2 separate regions of the Homo sapiens genome follow, and region 1 is linked to region 2. Evidence: read pairs that join two places in POLR2A ChIA-PET (ENCODE). Cell type or tissue: Panc1. All regions are shown on one strand. Each heading gives the region's core, and the rest is flanking DNA. Links, peaks and the distances in the headings are about the cores only. Region 1 overlaps NUP107 (nucleoporin 107). Region 2 overlaps RAP1B (RAP1B, member of RAS oncogene family).

What was found. Peaks named below come from ENCODE experiments on the same cell type or tissue, not always from the same donor. Only the 100,000 strongest peaks of a DNase experiment are listed, where the experiment ranks them.
Region 1: POLR2A ChIA-PET joins it to region 2 with 8 read pairs; 3 of 35 experiments call an interaction of 5 or more read pairs at or near these places.

What each region holds. Positions count from the first base shown.
Region 1 is chr12:68,704,209-68,714,595 of GRCh38, forward strand. NUP107 (nucleoporin 107) reads left to right here. Exons shown (of 28, transcript NM_020401.4): 9 at 5,030-5,101; 10 at 5,797-5,885; 11 at 9,522-9,600. It also overlaps the pseudogene KRT8P39. Among named protein-coding and RNA genes, the nearest start is that of NUP107, 22 kb to the left of the region's middle. In Panc1, for the core only: no CTCF peak of the experiment used is centred there; no DNase peak of the experiment used is centred there.
Region 2 is chr12:68,631,522-68,641,908 of GRCh38, forward strand. The region is part of intron 1 of RAP1B (RAP1B, member of RAS oncogene family); the gene reads left to right. Among named protein-coding and RNA genes, the nearest start is that of SNORA70G, 9.3 kb to the left of the region's middle. RefSeq lists enhancers at 4,931-5,050, 9,635-9,764. In Panc1, for the core only: no CTCF peak of the experiment used is centred there; no DNase peak of the experiment used is centred there; H3K27ac peaks cover 2,095 bases.

The sequences.
Region 1 (10,387 bases), core at 1,710-6,709, 71 kb after region 2:
ATCCTGAAAGGACCTTGGGTGGTAAAACTGGCCTTGGCTGGATTGAGGGTTTGGGGAAGAAACATGCAAATAGCCTCAGATGTTTTTTAAATGCAGCAAGTAACATTTCTGGATGAGACTTATTTCCAAAATAAACCAGCTATATCTGTTTTGAAAAAATATGTACACATATATGCCTGTTAAATCATCAAGATCAGATGCCTTTTTGGGGTTTAACTTCTTTATATTTTCTGTTTTTAAAAGTAATTCTTTTTTTTTTTTAAGAGATAGGGTCTTGCTCTATTGCCCAGGCTGGAGTGCAGTGGCGTGATCTCAGCTCACTCCAACCTCCACCTCCCGGGTTCAAGCGATTCTCATGCCTCAGCCTCCCTAGTAGCTGGGATTACAGGCATGCACCACCACACCCGGCTAATTTTTGTACTTTTAGTAGAGACAGGGTTTTAACCATGTTGTCCAGGCTGGTCTTGAACTCCTAGCTTCAAGTGATCCACCTGTTTTGGCCTCCCAAAGTGCTGAGATTACAGACGTGAGCCACCGTGCCTCGCCCAAAAGTAATTCATATTTGAAGCAAGTATATATAGTTAAAAAAGGAGATAATGTATATTTATAATAAATATTTTATGTATATCTGTTAGACTGCTTTTTTTTTTCTTTTGTTTCTTTTTCTTTTTTGGGGGGTGGCCAGCACGGCGGGGACATGGTCTCACTTTGTCTCACAGGCCAGAGTGCAGTGGCATGATCATAGTTCACTGCAGCCTCGAACTCTTGGGCTCAAGTGAGCCTCCTGCCTCAGCCTCCCAAGTAGCGAGGACTACAGGTGTGTACCACCATGCCTGGCTAATTTCTTTTTTATATTTTATAGAGATGGGGTGTCTTACTATGTTGCCCAGGCTGGTCTCAAACTCCAAGGCTACTTTTTCACTTAAAATATTTTTTAATATCTTTCCAATCTTTTAATTTGTTTATCCCACAAATACTTCATTCCAAATGCACATGTAGGAAGACTGTCATATTTGGCTATTTATTGAGCTCACTTACTAGTTTTAATAGGTTTCCTCTGGTTTTCCAGGCAATTCTGTTATCTACAAGTAGTGATGACTTTGACTGTTTTTCCATACTTTTTGCTAACTTAATTCTTTTCCTGGTTTTATTATGTTAGTTAGACTTTTCAAAGTAAAGTTGAATAATAATGAACTCTTACTCCTCATCTTCTGGATTTTAAAGGGAGTATCTCACTTTACAGTTAAGTATAGTCAGCCGAAATTCCTTATATGTGGGTTCCACATCCATGAATTTAACCAACTGCAGATCAAAAGTATTCTTTAAAAAAAAAAAAAAAAAAAAGAATCACCAAGAAGCAGCTTCTCTGTTCCTTCTCGAATCTCCGCCTAGCTCAGCCTGCCTGCCTTCACTCCTGCCTCCACCATGTCCATCAGAGTGACCCAGAAGTCCTTCAAGGTGTCCAACTCTGGCCCAAGGGCCTTCAGTAGCCATTCCTACATGTGTGGGCCCAGTGCCTGCATCAGCTCCTCGAGCTTCTCCCGAATGGGCAGCAGCAGTTTCCGGGGTAGCCTGGGTGGAGACTTTGGCAGGGCCAGTGGTAGGGGAGGCATCACCCCAGTCACGGTCAACCAGAGCCTGCTGAGCCCCCTTAACCTGGAGGTGGACCCCAACATCCAAGCTGTGTGCACCCAGGTGAAGGAGCAGATCAAGACCCTCAACAACAAGTTTGCCTCCTTCATTGACAAGGTACAGTTCCTGCAGCAGCAGAACAAGATGCTGGAGACCAAGTGGAGGCCCCTGCAGCGGCAGAAGACGGCTCAGAGCAACATGGACAACATGTTCGAGAGCTACATCAACAAACTTCTGCTGGCAGCTGTACACTCTGGGCCAAGAGAAGCTGAAGCTGGAGGTGGAACTTGATAACATGCAGGGGCTGGTGGAGGACTTCAAGAACAAGTACGAGGATGATATCAAAAAGCATACAGAGATGGAGAATGAATTTGTCCTCATCAAGAAGGATATGGATGAAGCTTACAAGAACAAGGTAGAGCTGGAGTCTCACCTGGAAGGGCTTACTGAAGAGATCAGCTTCCTCAGGCAACTGTATGAAGAGGAGATCCGGGAGCTGCAGTCCCAGATCTCGGACACATCTGTGGTGCTGTCCATTGACAACAGTCGCTCCCTGGACATGAACAGCATCATCGCTGAGGTCAAGGCACCGTACGAGGAGATCGCCAACCACAACCAGGCTGAGGCTGAGAGCATGAGATCAAATATGAGGAGCTGCAGACGCTGGCTTGGAAGCATGGGATGACCCGTGGTGCACAAAGACTGAGATCTCCAAGATGAACAGGAACATCAGTCGGCTCCAGGATGAGATTGAGGGCCTCAAAGGCCAGAGGGCTTCCCTGGAGGCCGCCATCGCAGATGCTGAGCAGCATGGGGAGCTGGCAGTTAAGGATGCCAACACCAAGCTGTCCAAGCTGGAGGTGGGCGGGCCAAGCAGGACATGGCACGGCAGCTGCGGGAGTACCAGGAGCTGATGAACTTCAAGCTGGCCTTGGACATCAAGATCACCACTTAAAGGAAGCTGCTGGAGGATGAGGAGAGCCAGCTGGAGTCTGGGATGCAGAACATGAGTATCCATACGAAGACCACCAGCGGCTATTCAGGTGGTCTGAGCTCGGCCTATGGGGGCCTCATAAGCCCTGGCCTCAGCTACAGCCTGGACTCCAGCTTTGGCTCTGGTGCGGGCTCCAGTTCCTTCAGCTGCACCAGCTCCACCAGGGCTGTGATTGTGAAGATCGAGACCCACGATGGAAAGCTAGTGTCTGAGTCGTCTGATGTACTGACCAAGTGAACAGCCGTGACAGCCCCTTCTAGCCTACCCCTTCTGCGGCTGCCCCAGAGAGGCTGCTGTCCAGAGGAGCACAGGGAACAGGAGACCCACCTGAGGCTCAGCCCTAGCCCTCTGCCCACCCGTGGGGGGAGTTTACTGCCTGGGGTACCCCCCTTGCCCATGCCTACAGCTACAAAACAATGCAATTTTTTTTTCCAAAATAAAACCTCAGCTAGCTCTGCCAACTGTCAAAAAAGAAAAAAAAAATGGTCCAGGTGTGGAGGCTCATGCCGGTAATCCCAACACTTTGGGAGGTCAAGGTGGAAGGCTCAGTTTAGCCCAGAGTTCAAGAGCAGCCTGGGCAAGATAGCAAGACCCAGTCTCTGCAAAAAGTGACAAACTTAGCCGGGCATGGTGGTGCATGCCTAGTCCCATCTACATGTGAGGCTGAGATGGGAGGATCGCTTGTGCCCAGGAGGTCAAGAATGTAGTGAGCTGTAATTGTGCTACTGCACTCCAGCCTGGGTGACAGAGCGAGACCCTGTCTCAAATAAAAGATCATTGGGTTTGTACTGAATATGTGCACATGTTTTTAATCTTTATTCCCTAAGTGATATAATATAACAACTATTTACATATGTAGCATTTACATTATATTAGATATTATACATAATCTAGAGATGATTTTGTTGTTGTTGTTGTTCATTATTTTTTTATCACAGCCAGGTCCAATAGAGATGATTTAAAATATACTACAGCATTTTGGCTGGATGAGGTGGCTCATGCCTGCGATCCCAGCACTTTGGGAGGCCGAGGCAGGTAGACTGCTTGAGGCCAGGAATTTGAAATCAGCCTGGCCAACATGGTGAAACCCGTCTCTACTAAAAATACAAAAATTACCCAGGTGTGGTGGCAGGCACCTCCCTTCTTCTTGGGAGGCTGAGGCATGAGAATCACTTGAGCCCAGGAGGCAGAGGTTGCAATGAGCTGAGATCAGGCCCACTGCACTCCAGCCTGGATGACAGAGTAAGACTCTGTCTCAAAAAATAAATAAATAATTAAATAAAATATACTACAACATTTTATATAAGGGCCTTGAACATCCACAGATTTTGGTATCCACGAGGGGTCCTGGAGCCAATCCCCCATGGATACCAAGGGACGACTATATGTTTGCTAGAGGTTTCAGTTAGTCTAACTTATGAGGATATATATATTTTTTACATCAAAATGGCAAGGTAAAATTTATGAAGATATTTTTATGAAATATTCTGGTACCTGTCAAGAAGTCCATGTAGCTTTTCTCCTTTAACCCATGGATAAAATGGATTAATTAATTAATTTGACCCATTCTTGAACTGGTCACAATATATTATCCTTTTAATATACTGCTTAGTATTACTTGCTAATATTTGTATTAAATTGTCTTTTAAAGTCAGTTGTAAGAGCCTTGGATTGCTCTTAGCTTTTATTACTTATCAACTTCTATATAGACTATAAAGGATTTTAACGTTTTTAAATGTTTAGTTTCTAACATGTAACAGGGCTGTATTCAGCCCTGTATTACAGTTTTTTTTTTTTTATTTTGGGATGGAGTCTCACTCTGTCACCCAGGCTGGAGTGCAGTGGCGTGATCTCAGCTCACTGCAACCTCTGCCTCGTGGGTTCAAGTGATTCTCGTGCCTTAGCCTCCGAGTAGCTGGGATTACAGGCTTGCGTCACCACGCCCAGCTAATTTTTGTATTTTTAGTAGAGATGTGGATTCACCATTTTGGCCAGACTGGTCTCGAACTCCTGACCTCAAGTGATCTGCCTGCCTCGGCCTCCCAAAGTGCTGGGATTACAGGTGTGAGCCACCATGCCTGGCCTATTAAAGTTTTTTGTTTGTTTTATTTTGTGTTTATTTTTCCCCAAAACACCATCTCTGGGAAAATGGAATTTTAAATTTCAAGTGTAAAGAATCAATATACCAGGTAAGAGCAGCTACAATTGATGTAGCAGTTTGGAATTTACACAATAGATACCTTTCAATGATGAATATACAGATTTACTATGTGGTAAAATGTTTATGTATAGATGATTAACTGTACTTGTTTCATACTGGCTTTTTATCTTTCTATTAAAATAATATTTCTTAACAGCATCTTCTTTTCATTCTGTTTATCCTTTTAATATTTTTCATAATAGGCTGTTAATGCCAGTGAAAAAACAGTTGTGGAAGCGTTATTTCAGAGGGATTCACTTGTTCGACAAAGTCAGGTATGACTAGAATTTAAAATTTTTTTTTATGAAACATGGAGAAAAGGTTAATGACATGCAAAGTACTGAAGTGTTTTTTAACTTAAAACTGTTTTCTGAATTTTTTTTCTACTTGATCTTTTTATTTGCAATTAAAAGGAATTAGAAACCTTATTCTTTGATTTTTAAGTAATAGCCCTAGTATTTTCAGGAATAGCCTGTTAAAAACGATTATTCCTATAGAAAATTTTATTCTTTTGCCATAATATTTATTTATCTTAAAGTAAAAATAGTGTTTGGAAAAATTGTTACTTGATATTTTTAAAATCAGAAACTTCACGCCTGTAATCCCAGCACTTTGGGAGGCCAGGGCAGGCAGATCTCGAGGTCAGGAGATCGAGACCATCTGGCTAACAGTGAAACCCCGTCTCTACTAAAAATAAAAAAAAAATTAGCTGGGTGTGGTGGTGGGCGCCTGTAGTCCCAGCTACTTGGGAGGCTGAGGCAGGAGAATGACGTGAACCCAGGAGGCAGAGCTTGCAGTGAGCCGAGATTATGCCACTGCACTCCAGCCTGCACGACAGAGTGAGACTCTTTCTCAAAAAAAAAAATAAAAAATCTGAAACTGTTTGAATTAAGGGTAGTAGTACCACTACAAATAAAACACAAATAGATTTGGTAGTTAACACTAATTTATTTTTTTCTTTCTTTCTTAGCTGGTGGTAGATTGGTTAGAGAGTATTGCCAAAGATGAAATTGGAGAATTTTCTGATAATATTGAGTTTTATGCAAAATCAGTATATTGGTAAGTTACCAAACTTTAATTCTTAAGGTCACTCAATGTTGATATTGTTCATTCATCTTTCAATAAGTATTATTCAGTTTTTACTTTGTTCACACTACTTTGTTCACACTACTTTGTTTGGTGTGTGAGCAAAACAAATAAAGGCTTTGCCTTTATGGAATTTATAATTGTTTAAGAGAGTTAGATAGCTGATTTGCAAATATACAGTTGGCCCTCTGAGTTTGTGGGTTTCGCATCCATGGATTGAACAAACTGCAGATCAGAAATAATTGGAATAAAACAAGCCGGGTGTGATGGCTCACGCCTGTAATCCCAGCACTTTGGGAGGCCAAGGTGGGGGATCACGAGGTCAGGAGTTCCAGACCAGCCTGACCAACATGGTAAAACCCTGTCTCTGCTAAAAATACAAAAATTAGCCGGGTTTGGTGACGCACACCTGTAATCCCAGCTACTTGGGAGGCTGAGGCAGGAGAATCGCTGAAATCCAGGAGGTGGAGGTTGCAGTGAGCCGAGTTCATGCCATTGCACTCCAGCCTGGGCGACAGAGCAGGCCGTCTTAAAAAAAAAAAAAAAAAACAGAAAAGAAATAATTGGAATAAAACAATAAAAATAACAAGATAAAAAAAGTAATACAAATTTAAAAATATAGTATAATAGTTATTTGCATAACATTTACGTTGTATTAGGTATTCTAAGTAATCGAGATGATATAAAGTATATGGGAGAACATGTGTAGGTTATATACAAATAATACAATATTTTATGTAAAGGATCTGAGCACCCTTGGATTTTGGTATCCAAGTAGGGTCCCCTATGGATACCAAGAGACAAATGTATATTCTGTTGGGTATTCCGAGCTTTGGGGAAAAAAATGAATTAGAGGCTCGGCGCTGTGGTTCACACCTGTAATCCCAGCACTTTGGGAGGCTGAGGCGGGTGGATCACGAAGTCAGGAGATCAAGACCATCCTGGCTAATGCGGTAAAACCCATCTCTACTAAAAATACAAAAAATTAGCCAGGCGTGGTGGCGGGCGGATCACGAAGTCAGGAGATCAAGACCATCCTGGCTAATGCGGTGAAACCCATCTCTACTAAAAATACAAAAAATTAGCCAGGCGTGGTGGCGGGCGCCTGTAGTCCCAGCTACTTGGGAGGCTGAGGCAGGAGAATCGCTTGAACCCAGGAGGCAGAGGTTGCAGTGAGCCGAGATTGCGCCACTGCACTCCAGCCTGGGTGACAGAGTGAGACCCTGTCTCAAAAAATAAATAAATAAATAAAATAAAAGTAACTCAGAAGGGAGATTGTTTTTAAAGTAGGAGATCCTGAATTCTGTATTTAAATACTGATATGACAGGAGCTTGAACCTGGGAGGCAGAGCTTGCAGTGAGCCAAGATCGCTCCACTGCACTCCAGCCTGGGTGACAGAGCGAGACTCCACCTCAAAAAAAAAAAAAAGGATTAGAATTAATGGATAGATACGACAGGGAGTCCTACTTTAAATTGAAGAGAAGGCTTTTCTAAGGTAGTAAGAGACTTTTATGAAATAAAGGCAGCCAGCCATGCAAAAATCTGGGGGATAACTATTCTGAGCAGGAAAACAAACTGGAATGACCCAGAGAACGTAAAGTGTTTGCACAAAGAAGCCAGTGGGAACACAGCAAGGAAAAGAATGGTAGAAAACAAGACTGGAGGAAGCCAGATATAGGGCTTTTACAGGCAGACAAATGTAACTATTCTGGACTTTATTCTAAATGTGATGGGAAACCTTGAGAATAGAAGAATGACATGGTCCAATTTATGTTTTCAAACAATCACCTGCCTGCTTTTTTCTTAATAAGATTATTGATCATATCAGAAGATGATCTTCTGATTGTCAAGAAGACACTTCTGTCCTGTTTTCAGCTACTTGTGTGGGTTTGTTTTGTTTTGTCTTGCTTTTGCTTACACTCTTCAGTACTTCTAAATTATTATAGGCCCTTGAAGCCAGAAACCTCCCCTAAGTTAAAGGGACAGTTTATTTTAAGTCTTGCAAAAGATTTTTAAAAGGTCAGATTGTGGCTGGGCATGGTTTAAGACTTGCAAAAGATTTTTAAAAGGTCAGATTGCGGGCAGGTACAGTGGCTCACACCTGTAATCCTAGCACTTTGGGAGGCCAAGGCAGGTGGATCACCTGAGATCAGGAGTTCAAGAGCAGTCTGGCCAACATGGTAAAACCGCATCTCTACTAAAAATACAAAAATTAGCCAGTCGTGGTGGCGGGCACCAGTGAGCCAAGATCACGCCATTGCACTCCAGCCTGGGTAAAAAGAGCAAAACTCCATCTCAAAAAAAAAAAAAAAAAAAAAAAAAGTCAGATTGCCAGATTGCCTTTGAATTCAGTAATATGTGTACAAAGTCTGTAAGTCAATTATATATTTTCTCTGCTTAGCTAGGAAATTACTGCTACTAAGCATTTGTTAAAAATTAAATCTTAAGTGGATGTGATTTTTTTTCTGAAAGGAAGTTTTCATTTTCAGAAAATAAGTTTTTTTTTTTGTTTTTTGTTTTTTGTTTTTTTTTTTTAGTTAAAATGCCCTGTTGGGTTTTTACAATTTTTAATGAGTTAATCTCCTTTTTTTTGCTGATCAGCGGAACAGAACAGAGAACCCCACAATAGATTCACACTGATATGGTCATTTGGTTTTCAACAAGGACATCAAAGCAATCCAGCAGGGAATGGAATGCCTTTTTTACAAACTGCAGAAAAATGATATCTATGAGAAAGAAGATTAACCTTGATGGCTCCCTCACTCCATACCCAACAATTAATTCAAGATGTGTCATAGTCCTAAATGTAGAAGCTAAAAACCATAAAGCTTTTAAAGAAAAGCATAGGAAGATATCCTAGTAACTTGAGAATAGATAGATGTATCTTAGCTCATAGAAAGCAATAATCAGGCAAAAAAATTGGTTTGACTTTATCAAAATTAAAAATGTATCATTAAAAAAACACCATTGGCCAGACATGGTGGCTCACACCTGTAATCCTAGCACTTTGGGAGGCTGAGGCAGAAGGATTACTTGAGGCCGGGAGTTCAAGACCAGCCAGGGGAACACAGTGAGACCCCCATCTCTACAAAAATATTAAAATGTTAGCAGGGCATGGTGGCGCGTGTCTGTAGTCCCAGCTACTCAGGAGACTGAAATGGGAGGATCACTTGAGTCCGGGAGGTCGAGGCTGCAGTGAGTCATGATTGTGCCACTGCACTTTAGCCTCGGCAACAGAGCGAGACCCTGTCTCCAAAAAAAAAAAAAAAAAACCCACCATTAAGAAAATAAATGGGAGCAAGCCACAGACTGGGATGTGTAGTTCATAAAGAACTATAACTCAATAGTAGAAAGATAATCCTAGTAAAAAGGGCAAAAATTTGAACTGATACATCACGAAACCAGATAGATGAATGGCCAATAAGGACATGAAAAAGCCCTCAACACCATTAGTCATCTGAGCTAAAATGTACTTCTGTATTAAGGATTTTTGCATGTTTTTACTGGGATTGTAGTCTGTCTTTCTTCCTTTGACTTGATTTGATTTTTTAAAAATAGACCTATTAAAATTACCTCTTAAAAAATTTGGTACTTATTATTTCTTTCAGGGAAAATACTCTGCATACCTTAAAACAACGGCAGCTGACTTCTTACGTTGGAAGTGTTCGTCCGCTTGTCACTGAATTGGTAAATGTTCTTTGAAATGAAAGTTGCCTTCAAAGTTAACTGATTTTTTTTTTCAGGCTGAGAATTTTTTCTCGTGGATCTTTGTTTTGCTCTTCTAAAGGTTTGCACACACTAACATTTTACTCTAAAACAACTAAGTTGCATTGGAATCTGATGGAATATATTGAAACATATCCGTGACCTTTGAATTGTAAGTAATAAGTTGTGGAAAGTATACTTAACTTGACAGCATTAAAAACAAATTAATTTTGGTCTTATCTTAAGATTTGACTGCCTATATAAGGTAGTGACTGACCTATGAAAGCTCTTTTATGTTGAAAGCAAGTGAAAAAAAACTAAAGCCTTATTGGTTTGAGGTTAGAACGGTTATTTGAAAAGTGGATTTGAAAAGAACTGAAGCTGAATTATTCTAAAAACAAAGGAATGAAGCTTTATGACAGGGCACGTGAAATGTTTATAGTGAAAAGAGAGAAATAAGTAACAATTGAAAAAAACTTCTAGAATTCCATTTAGTAACAAAGAGGTTTTTGATGAAAATTGTTTGGGAAAAAGAAAAAGAAAATTGTTTGGAAACTACTCTTAACAGCTTAAAATTGATTATAGCTAAATTACATTGTAGCAGGCAACAGCTGAAAATCGTTTAATCTTACCAGCTGGAAAGTGGTGATTTCCTTTTGCCAGAAAGAGACCATGTTCCAAAATTGAATTATGTGTTTGCAAAATATTTATGAAAGTAGTGAATTGATCTATTATGTATTCCATTTTCTGAATTGATATTCATATTACC
Region 2 (10,387 bases), core at 3,030-8,029:
TCTCCTTAATCTTAACTGAAGATTACTGCTATTTTTATTTTCCTATTCCTTTGTGCCCTGTGAGCCAGTCAGACTGCTTTTTCCGCTATAGTCTAATTAATGTTCCCATGTTATGCTGCCTTTTGTGCCTTTGCTCTCACTTTTCTTATCCCTGGTATGTTCTTTCCTGTTGAAATATTGTAACTTTTTTTTTTGCCACCCTCTTCATAAATCTGATCTCTCCTTCTGAACTCCCATAGTATTTTGTACATCTCATGATATTTTTCATATTTTTATGTCTCCATCTTTTCCTACAAAATTGTAAGCTTTTTGAGAGCAGGTATGTTTTGTCCATCTTTCAGAATATGAAATAAGAAGCAAATTCCTGTCAGAACATATTCCACCTAAAATGGCCAACCATTCTTGTTTTCCCAGGATGGAGAGTTTCCTCAGACATGAGACTTTCCGTGCTTAAACCTGGACCGTTGGTCACTCTGATTCCACTTCATGATGTAGCCATCTTTTTTGCATATCAGTGCTTTACTGCAGGTTTTTTTTTTCTTTTTCTTTTTAAAGAATAAACACATAAAATGAACATGAAGGAAACAGTTTTTTGGGTTTTGGATTTGTTTTTTTTTTTTTTTTGTTTGTTTTTTTTTTCCAGACTGTTTGGCTGTCACCCAGGCTGGAATGCAGCCACGGTCTCAGCTCACTGCAACCTCCGCCTCCCAGGTTCAATTCTTGGGCCTCAGTCTCCTGAGTAGCTGGGACTACAGGTGTGTGTGAACATACCCGGCTAACTTTTGTATTTTTATTAGAGACAGGGTTTTGCCATGTTGGCCAGGCTGGTCTCAAACTCCTGGCCTCAAGTGATCCTCCTGCCTCAGCCTCCCAATGTGTTAGGATTACAGGCATGAGCCACTATGCCCAGCCAAACAAAAATTTTTTTTAATTAACAAAGCAAAATTACTTGTGCCTTTTAAGCAAATGTTTGGAAGATTATACTCATATGTAGAAATGTAAAGATCAGATTCAGATGATAAAAAAGGCCAAAATGTGGGAAAATTTTGACTAAAGTTGAAAAAGAATGATGTCCTTTTCACAAGCAGAGGGACTCTTCAGTAGGTTTGGTTTATGGTTAGTAGACACAGTTTTTTTTTAGAGTAGACCCTGTAAAAGAATGTGGAGTAAATGGTGGCAGTGGTTTGACCACAACAGTGGTGTCTATTGCTAGAGAAATTAAAAATAAGATATAAGATACTTAACTCTCCTTTTTACAAAAGGCTTCAGATAAAGAGGAAATGGGAGCAAATCCAGAGATTATAGGCACTGTATGGGCTAATGATTTTTTTAGAGATGATGCCTCACTATGTTGTCTAGGCTGGTCTGGAACTCCTGGCCCCAAGCAGTCCTCCCACTCAAGCAAGACTGAAGTAACTGGGACTATAGATGTGAGCTATCATGCCCAGTTGGCAGGCGATTTTTATATGTTATGGTTTATTGTACAATACAAGCTATTCACTGCGTGTTTTATTGTGAGAAGCTCACTAAGTTAGAAAGGTTTTCAGTTTTGTGCAGTATTTTTTTCTGTTCCTATTTCTATTTCTCATAAGCTGGGAAAAACATCATCAGAGTTCATTGGGTGACATCTTACATCTAAAACCTTAAAACTAAGTTGAGATTTATTATCACAAAATAAATTCCCCCATACCTCCACTGAACCCCCCACCACCCATGACTTGATGACTTCAATCATACTCATCCCGTTCCCCAGAGCGCCCTCACTTTCCAAGTGAACTCCCCTATTCCCTAATGATTTATATATCCACTGGTCTGGTTTAAGTATCCACTTAGGAAGCCTTGCCTGGTAGTTCTTTATAGATAGACAATTGTTCTCTTCTCTGCATCCACAGCAAGCACTTTATTCTGTAGACCCTGCTTCATTGTGAGCTAACACAGCGCAAACACTGTGAACATTTTAATTTATAAAACAGAGTGTCTTCTGGGCTTTAATATGTAGTTGTCACATTTGCTTTTCCTCAGATTTCTGGGCCACATAACCTCTGTCACAGTTAAAACTAATATCTCGGCTGGGTGCGGTGGCTCAAGCCTGTAATCCCAGCACTTTGGGAGGCCGAGGCAGGCGGCTCTTGAGGTCAAGAGTTTGAGACCAGCCTGGCCAATGTGGTGAAACCCCGTCTCTACTAAAAAATACAAAAATTAGCCAGGCATGGTGGCGTGTGCTCGTAGTCCCAGCTACTCAGGAGGTTGAGGCAGGAGAATCACTTGAACTTGGGAGGTGGAGGTTGCAGTGAGCTGAGATCGTGCCACTGCACTCCAGCCTGGGCAATACAGTAAGACTCTGTCTCAAAAAAACAAAAAAACTTAACATCTCTAATCTGGTCATTGAAATTGAGGTGTAAAGCAAATTAATGTTTTCTCGTTGCCTCTTGTATCCTCCTCTTCCCGTGTAAGAAATAATAAGGCCCAGTATAAGGTAGTGGAGTAGAGAGAATGGAATTGATTCCAGAAATACCAAGGTAGAATGAATCAGACTTGATAATGGAGTGAAGAGAGAAGAATCCATGACAACTCCCAGGTATACAGCTACCTATTAAAATAATATGCTATTGAAGTCCTTTAGGTGTCTTAAGCACTATAAACACCTAGATAGATATAATTTTAAAAAATAGCAAATTAACATTTACTGGCTACTTCCTATGTGTTACTCATTGTGCTACACATTTTGCATAGGGTAAGTTATTTCATTTGAATCTTTAAGAACTGTAAGAAGTAGATACTTTTATTTCCATTTTCAAATGAGGAAATGAGACACAGTTTAAAATAACGAGACCAAAGCCACTCAAGTAGAACTGATTCCAACCCAGACAATGGGATCTAAAGCCTATACTGAGTCAGTATGCATCCCTGTAGATTTTACTGCTAGTTCAGATGACAGGGAAAAAAGGACATTTTTTTAAGTCACATCTAGAGAATTGGGAGCAGGGAGGAGTTCTACACAAATACAGCCTATTTGGAAAGATCTGATAGAAACTAATAAGGTGATCTTGAGCCTATATTATTATTTTTTTTTTTACCTGTTTTTGAATTGTTGGTCTCTCCTTTTTTAAAAAATCACTTAACTATTTTGCTTATCTCTTGACTCGGCTGAGAAATCTATTAAACTGGTTCTTCTGCATTTGTCAGATTGTTGATAAATTGTTACCCTCTATTCTGTATTCTACCATACATGATCAAATACTGAACTGAAAAGGTAACTATAGAAATAAAGCTGGAAAAGCTAACCTTACGTTGCATGTCAAATTATATGTTGTTGAATATTTCAGGGAGAAAGTTGGTGTGATTAATTGAAAAAACTTGATTTACTAGCAGTATTAATCCATGAAAAGGGCAAGGGAATTTTTTTCTTTCTTGAGGTATTATAAATATGATCAGAATAGAGAAAATGCTATACACAGTTTGATAATCTACAAATTTTGCACTTTCTAGATTTAGAAATCTTGTTCACAGGAGATCTTTCTTGGCAGAATGAGTAAGATTGGAAACATTTTCCATGTGTCCTCATTATGAGAGAGGCAGACAACTCAAAGTAAATATGATAAGCAGTCTTCATTTTAGCAGCTTTCTATTTATTTTATAGTTCCTTGTTAGAAGTTTTATTTTTAAAAGAGGGTAGGAGAGGCAGTGTTTGGGCCCCTTATTTTTTCCTTCAAAAAGAATTTTTAAAGTCTGTCATTGTGTTAAACAGATTCATAACAGGTCCTTCTGACAGTTGAATTAGTTGATTTTATTTGGGAATGAGAAAAGGACACAGTTACCCTCTTTAGCTGTTAAAGTATTACTTTTGGAGTTGGAGATGGAAAGGAGAAATCAAGTATCTTCTCTTCCAGAAAGTGCAGTGGGAGAAGTAATGTTACCTGACTTCAGGAACCAGTATTTAAGGCCTCTTTTTTTGAGACAGAGTCACTCTGTCACCCAGGCTGGAGTGCAGTGGTGCGATCTCGGCTCACTGCAACCTCCGCCTCCTGGGTACAAGCAATTCTCCTGCCTTAGCCTCCCTAATAGCTGGGATTACAGGCGCCCGCCACCTCACCCAGCCAATTTTTGTATTTTGGTAGAGACGGGGTTTCACCATATTGGCCAGGCTGGTCTCGAACTCCTGACCTCAAGCAATCCACCCGCCTCGGCCTCCCAAAGTGCTGGGATTACAGGCATGAGCCAGCGTGCCTGGCCTACTTAGGCCTGTTTTTATAATTTAGGGTCACAGAATTTCAAACTGGGGTTAGGGGGTGAGTGTAGTAGTTAAACAACTTGAGATTGGAGAACTGCTTTTGCAAAATTTCCATTTTGGTTATACCCATGAAATTTTTTTTTTGTTACGAAGTCTTGCTCTGTAGCCCAGGCTTGAGTGCAGTGGCAAAATCTCTACTTACTGCAAATTCCGCCTCCTGGATTCAAGCGATTCTCCTGCCTCAGCTTCCTGAGTATCTGGGACTACAAGCGCCCGCCACCACATTCGAGTATTTTTTTTTTTTGTATTTTTAGTAGAGATGGGGCTTCACCATATTGGCCAGGCTGGTCGCAAACTCCTGACCTCAAGTGATCTGCCCGCCTTGGCCTCCCAAAGTCCTGGTATTACAGGCATGAGCCATGACAGTCAGCTATTTTTTTTGGCATATTTTAAGGGACAGAAATTATGCTTTTTAAATGTTGCTTATTGCTTTTCAAGGATTTGATTCTTATAAGCTACTTCTTCATTTATTAATGAGATTTAAGAAAGAAATCAGGTTACAAAGTTATGAGCAATTGTCTCTGGAACCCAGAAGTTGGTTTTAACACTAGAGTTTCTGCTGCAGGGCATTTTTACTGGACTGTGATTCCTAGAAGGCAAGTATAAGCACTGTTTTTTTGTTGTTTGTTTGTTTTAGAAACAAGTTCTTGCGTCACCCATGATAGAGTGCAGTAATGCAGTCATAGCTCACTGTAACCTCCAATTCGTGGGCTTAAGTGATCCTCCTACCTCATTCTTTTGAGCAGCTGGGACTCTAGGCATGTACCACCACACCCAGCTACTTTATAAATTTTTTGTAGAAGTGTGGTTTTGCTGTGTTGTCCAGAATAGTCTTGAGCAGTCTTCCCACCTCAGCCTCCCAAAATGCTGGGATTGTACAGGTAGGTGTGAGCCACCATGCCTATCCCTGCTGTTTTTTTTTGAGACGGAGTCTCTGTTCAAGCAATTCTCCTGCCTCAGCCTCCGGAGTAGCTGGGATTACAGGTGTGCACCATCATGCCCAGCTAATTTTTGTATTTTTAGTAGCGATGGGGTTTCACCATGTTGGCCAGGCTCATCTCGAACTCCTGACCTCAGGTGATCCACCCACCTCAGCCTCCCAATGTGCTGAGATTCCAGGCATGAGCCACCACACCCGGCCTGTCCCTACTTTTTTTAATGCCAAGATTTGTGTATTTCATCTTCAGTTGGGATTCATGGCATCTGTCAATAATTGATGTGAACTTAAATGGCAATTTACCTATAAAAAGATAACTTACTACTCTTCTTTTAAAAGTCTATATACTTCTGTCATTTGCTGGAAATGAATTATTAGTCTTTATTCAGCAAACATTTATAGACCAAATAGTGGGTACCAAAATAAGTACTACCCTGCAGCTGCTTGATGATGGTAATAACTAACATGTAAATCTTTAATAAACAGTGTACATTCTTAATCTGTCCATCAACTCGGTACAGTCAGTATTGTTGTCCGTATTTCACAGATTAAGACACCAGCCTAGAGGCCGAGTGCAGTGGCTCACGCCTGTAATCCCAGCACTTTGGGAGGCCCAGGCGGGTGGATCACCTTAGGTCAGGAGTTTAGGATAAGCCTGGCCATCATGGTGAAACCCCACCTCTACTAAAAATATAAAATTAGCCAGGTGTGGTGGCACGCACCTGTAATCCCAGCTGCTCGGGAGGCTGAGAGAGGAGAATCAGTTGAACCAGGGAGGCTGAGGTTGCAGTGAGCTGAGATCACACACCACTGCACTCCAGCCTGGGTGACAAGAGTAAAACTCCATCTCAAAAAAAAAAAAAAAAAAAAAAAAAAAAACAAGATGCCAGCCTAGAAATAAATGACCACCCCCCTGGTAAATTACGTAGCTAGTTTTGGTCTCCTTATTTCCAGATTTCATGTTTTATCACCCTGAGCTCCAAAGATGATACAGTATTTACTTTTAAGTGTATAAGGAAAAACTGAGTTTGGGCCTCAAACCAGCCCCAGGATTTCTTTATTTACCAATTATGAACTAGCCTCACTCAGTTCAGGAAGTCTCTTAAAATGTCAGTTATTTGGTTTCATCTTCTTAAAATGTAGAATTGCTTTATGTTATTTAAATATGGGTCCTTTTTTTTAATGAGTTAATTTGTTTGCTTTTCAAGATAATTTTGGATTCAAAGTTTTTAAGGTAACCTGGGATGCAAATTTTGCTAACTGGATTAATACAAATTTAAGTTTTTAAAATTCCATTGTTCAACTGTGTTTTATCCTGGATAGGATTAAAGCAGTCTTTAAAGGTAATCTGTTGTTGGCTTTAATGTTTTATAGTACAGTCTGGTGACACTTGGCTCACTAGTCCACATTTTTTGTATATTTGGTATATAGATTTTTTCCTTGGTAGTCACTTGTTTTTAACTTCTTTTTATATTTTACTTCCCAGTCTTAATCTCTGTAACCAATTTGTATAATCCCTTATACAGTTAGTCTCTTTATTTGTGGTATTATTTGAAGAGAAGTGTGTTTCCTGAGAGAGGATGTCATGTCCGTGCCCTAATTTTTAGTTACATGGCTTTTATTTGCATAAATAGCATGCGAGAAGGTAAAGGAAAATGTGGTTGCATCTTGTCCTGGTTGAGTGCCCACTAGTCTTAATGGATTTTCCCAGTTGTGCATACTTTAGGAGTAAGGATGTTGTCTTACGTTTATTTTCACTCCTTTTTAAAATGTGTATTGTTTTTGAAAGATAATGACTCCAAAATATCTATAATATCAAACAACCATTATGAAGTTAGAGAAATAATATTTAGATTATATTAAATTTTATTACCAGTGCAATTTATTTTTTTATAGTAATTAAGGAATCTAACTTTTTTTTGTTTTTTGAGACAGAGTCTCACTCTGTATGCCTAAGCTGGAGTGCAGTGGCGCAATCTTGGCTCACTGCAGCCTCGGCCTTCCAGGTTCAAATGATTCTCCTGCCTCAGCCTCCTGAGCACCTGGGATTACAGGCATGCACCACCAAACCCGACTGATTTTTGTATTTTTTAGTATAGACGGGGTTTCACCATGTTGGCCAGCTAGTGTCGAATTCCTCACTTCAAGTGATCTGCCTGCCTCGGCCCCGCAAAGTGCTGGGATTACAGACATGAGTCACCACGCCCAACCTAAGATGCTTTTAAAATTCCATTTATGTTTAATTCTTCAAAGTCTGGTACATGTAACATTATTATAACAAAACATTTTATAATTGAAAGGGACTTTAGGGATCTAGTCGAGAAGTCAAAAACTGCTGGACCAGGGTTCAGAGCTCTTATCTCTCAAATTGATTTTGTTGGTTTATACAATATTCATAATTTTTAGAATTCAAATGACTTTACCCGTAAAGCATTCACTCCCTACTTGACCACAGTCTATGTTATTACCTAATAAGACCTTAACTGCTTCAAGCGTTTACATGGTTACCTGGCTGATGTAAGTCATCTGAGTGTTCAGTATTTCCCCTTTCCCTCATTCCATCTTTTTGTAGACAAGGAATCTGGAAACCAAGAATTAAGTGATTTATCTCAAAATATACGACTTTTTAAATAGAGCTTCTTAAATTCAAAGTTAATGTTACTTTCTACAGCTTGTTGTCTCCTTAGAAAATAGTACAAGGTAATACGTAATCAAGTCCTAAAGTATTTGGTATAACTTGTCATGAAGGAGAATGATCACTGTGGGCTGAGTTAGTGCAAGAATGCTTCAGAGACATTTCCTTGACACTAACCTCCTAAGAACTGCATCTTGAGATATGCTGCCCTGATCTGTGTTGTTTTTGCTACACAGCTGAGGAAAAGAGGTACATATCCTCCTCTAAAGAGCTGGCACAGGAACTCACCAAAGGGCATTTTGTACATATTGAAAAACAGCACCTCATAAGACCAACTACATTTAGACTTCTCCAGAAATCCCATTTATGCCCCTTTTTGCAGAGGAAGGGGCTGGATTGACTCCCAAATCCAAATTTAACTTCAGCCACAAACTAATTAGCATGTCACCCCACCAAAGATTTTTTTTTTTTTTTGGGAGACTGAGTCCTGCTCTGTGCTAGGCTGGAGTGCAGTGGCACAATCTCAGCTCACTGTAGCCTCTGCCTCCTGGGTTCAAGCGATTCTCCTGCCTCAGCCTCCTGAGTAGCTGGGATTACAGGCATGCACCACCACAACCGGCTAATTTTTGTATTTTTAGTAGAGATGGGGTTTCACCATGTTGGTCAGGATGGTCTCCATCTCCTGACCTCGTGATCCACCCACCTCAGCCTCCCAGAGTGCTGGGATTACAGGCATGAGCCACCATGCCCGGCCCAAAGATGATTTTTTAAATGCTCAACAGGACAAAGCCTAATGGTAGTCTTTTGTTAAAAACAAAATTTAATATCAATCCATTGACAGGACTCTTTGTGTACTGAGCTATATAGTAATTTCACCTTAATAGAAGTTCTTCATAACCACCCCATATAAAACCATCCATTCTTATCTCTTTTTTTTTTCTCCATACTGCTTATCACAGCTGACACTTTATACTGACTTTGTTTCCCCCTCTATACCCTTTACTCCAGATTATAAATTCTGAGGACAGGGTCTTTCTTTCACTGCTTTATATTCCCACTGCCTAGAATAGTGCCTAACATATATTAGGTACTCATTATATATTTATTGATGTCAAATATTGATTGCTGTATTATAGTAGTGTTAATGGAAGGTGTCATTTCTTAGATTTTCTTTTCTGACCAGCACAGTTCTTGGGTTGATGGAGTATGTCCTCAATAAATCTCAGCATCAAATAAACAAGAATTTTCTTTTTAATACATAAATTTGTCATTTTGTTACGCTTTTTAGTTTCCTCAGTGATTTTTTAGAATAATTCTTGTTCATAATTTGGATCAGTAATATCTACAGTTGAATCTTAGGAAGAATGTTATAGGCAATCCAGAATGTTGGATAATTAAATCAGTTATTTGCATTTTGATGTGTAATATAGTGAACACATTTAGACAAAAAAAAAGCTACCCCATAAGACCAGTTTTTATTTTCTTTGATTCATGTCTTCAGGATTTTCTGTTAACTCAGAATTATTATAGCATTCATTATTGTTTTGTGAAAATACTAGTTAATAATCTCCGGTTAATGAAATAATTATCTTAGATAAATTTACTGAACTTAATGTAGAATATGTTTTTTGTTTCGTTTTGTTTTTGAGACAGGGTCTCACTTGTCACCCAGGCTGGAGTGCAGTGGCACAAACATGGGTCACTGCAGCCTCGACTCCTGGGCTCGAGTGATGCTCCCACCTCAGCCTCTCAAGTAGCTGGGACTACAGGTGTGTGCCACTACACTTGGCTAATTTTCATATTTTTTGTAGAGACGGGGTTTCACCATGTTGCCCGGGCTGGTCTTGAACTCCTCCTGAGTTAAAGCAGTCTGCTTGTCTCTGTCTGCCAGAGTGCTGGCATTATAGGCATGAGCCACCACCCCCTTCTTCCACTTTCATTTCAAACAGTTATGAAGCAGCCACTGAAACCGGACTCTCGACAATGCCAAAGGAGGTTTTGTTTTCTTGTCTTTCCATGTCTTTGCTGTGGTTTGCTCTGAAACTAGAATTAAACAGCTTTTTAAATTGATAAAAAAGAACCAATGCAAATAAAACTACGGTCTGTAGAGTAAATGGAAAAAGTTGTAGAAGTAATAATAAACTACTTTTAAACAAATGAGTAAGGTAGTAGATATTTTGCAAGAAGTAAATAGCCAAGTGTAAAAGCTGTCAGTTACTTTCATCAATCAGGTTAGTTGCAGTCACGCAAATTTTAGGTGATTATATAAGGAACTCAAATTAGGAATCTTTAAATGTAAATGACCTAATACTAAAAACTACCCAAAAAATATATTCAAAGATAAATAGAAGAAATACTTATGCATTTGAAAAAATCGATGCATTCCACAGTTCCTCTGAATCAAAGGTAAAAAAAAAAAACAGTGTAGAAAATACTTTGAACAGTAGTGGAATTTTTAGTATTTTGATAGCTTTCTTTAGAAATTTAATTGATTTTCTTCATCTGTAATCTTAGATTGTGTTGG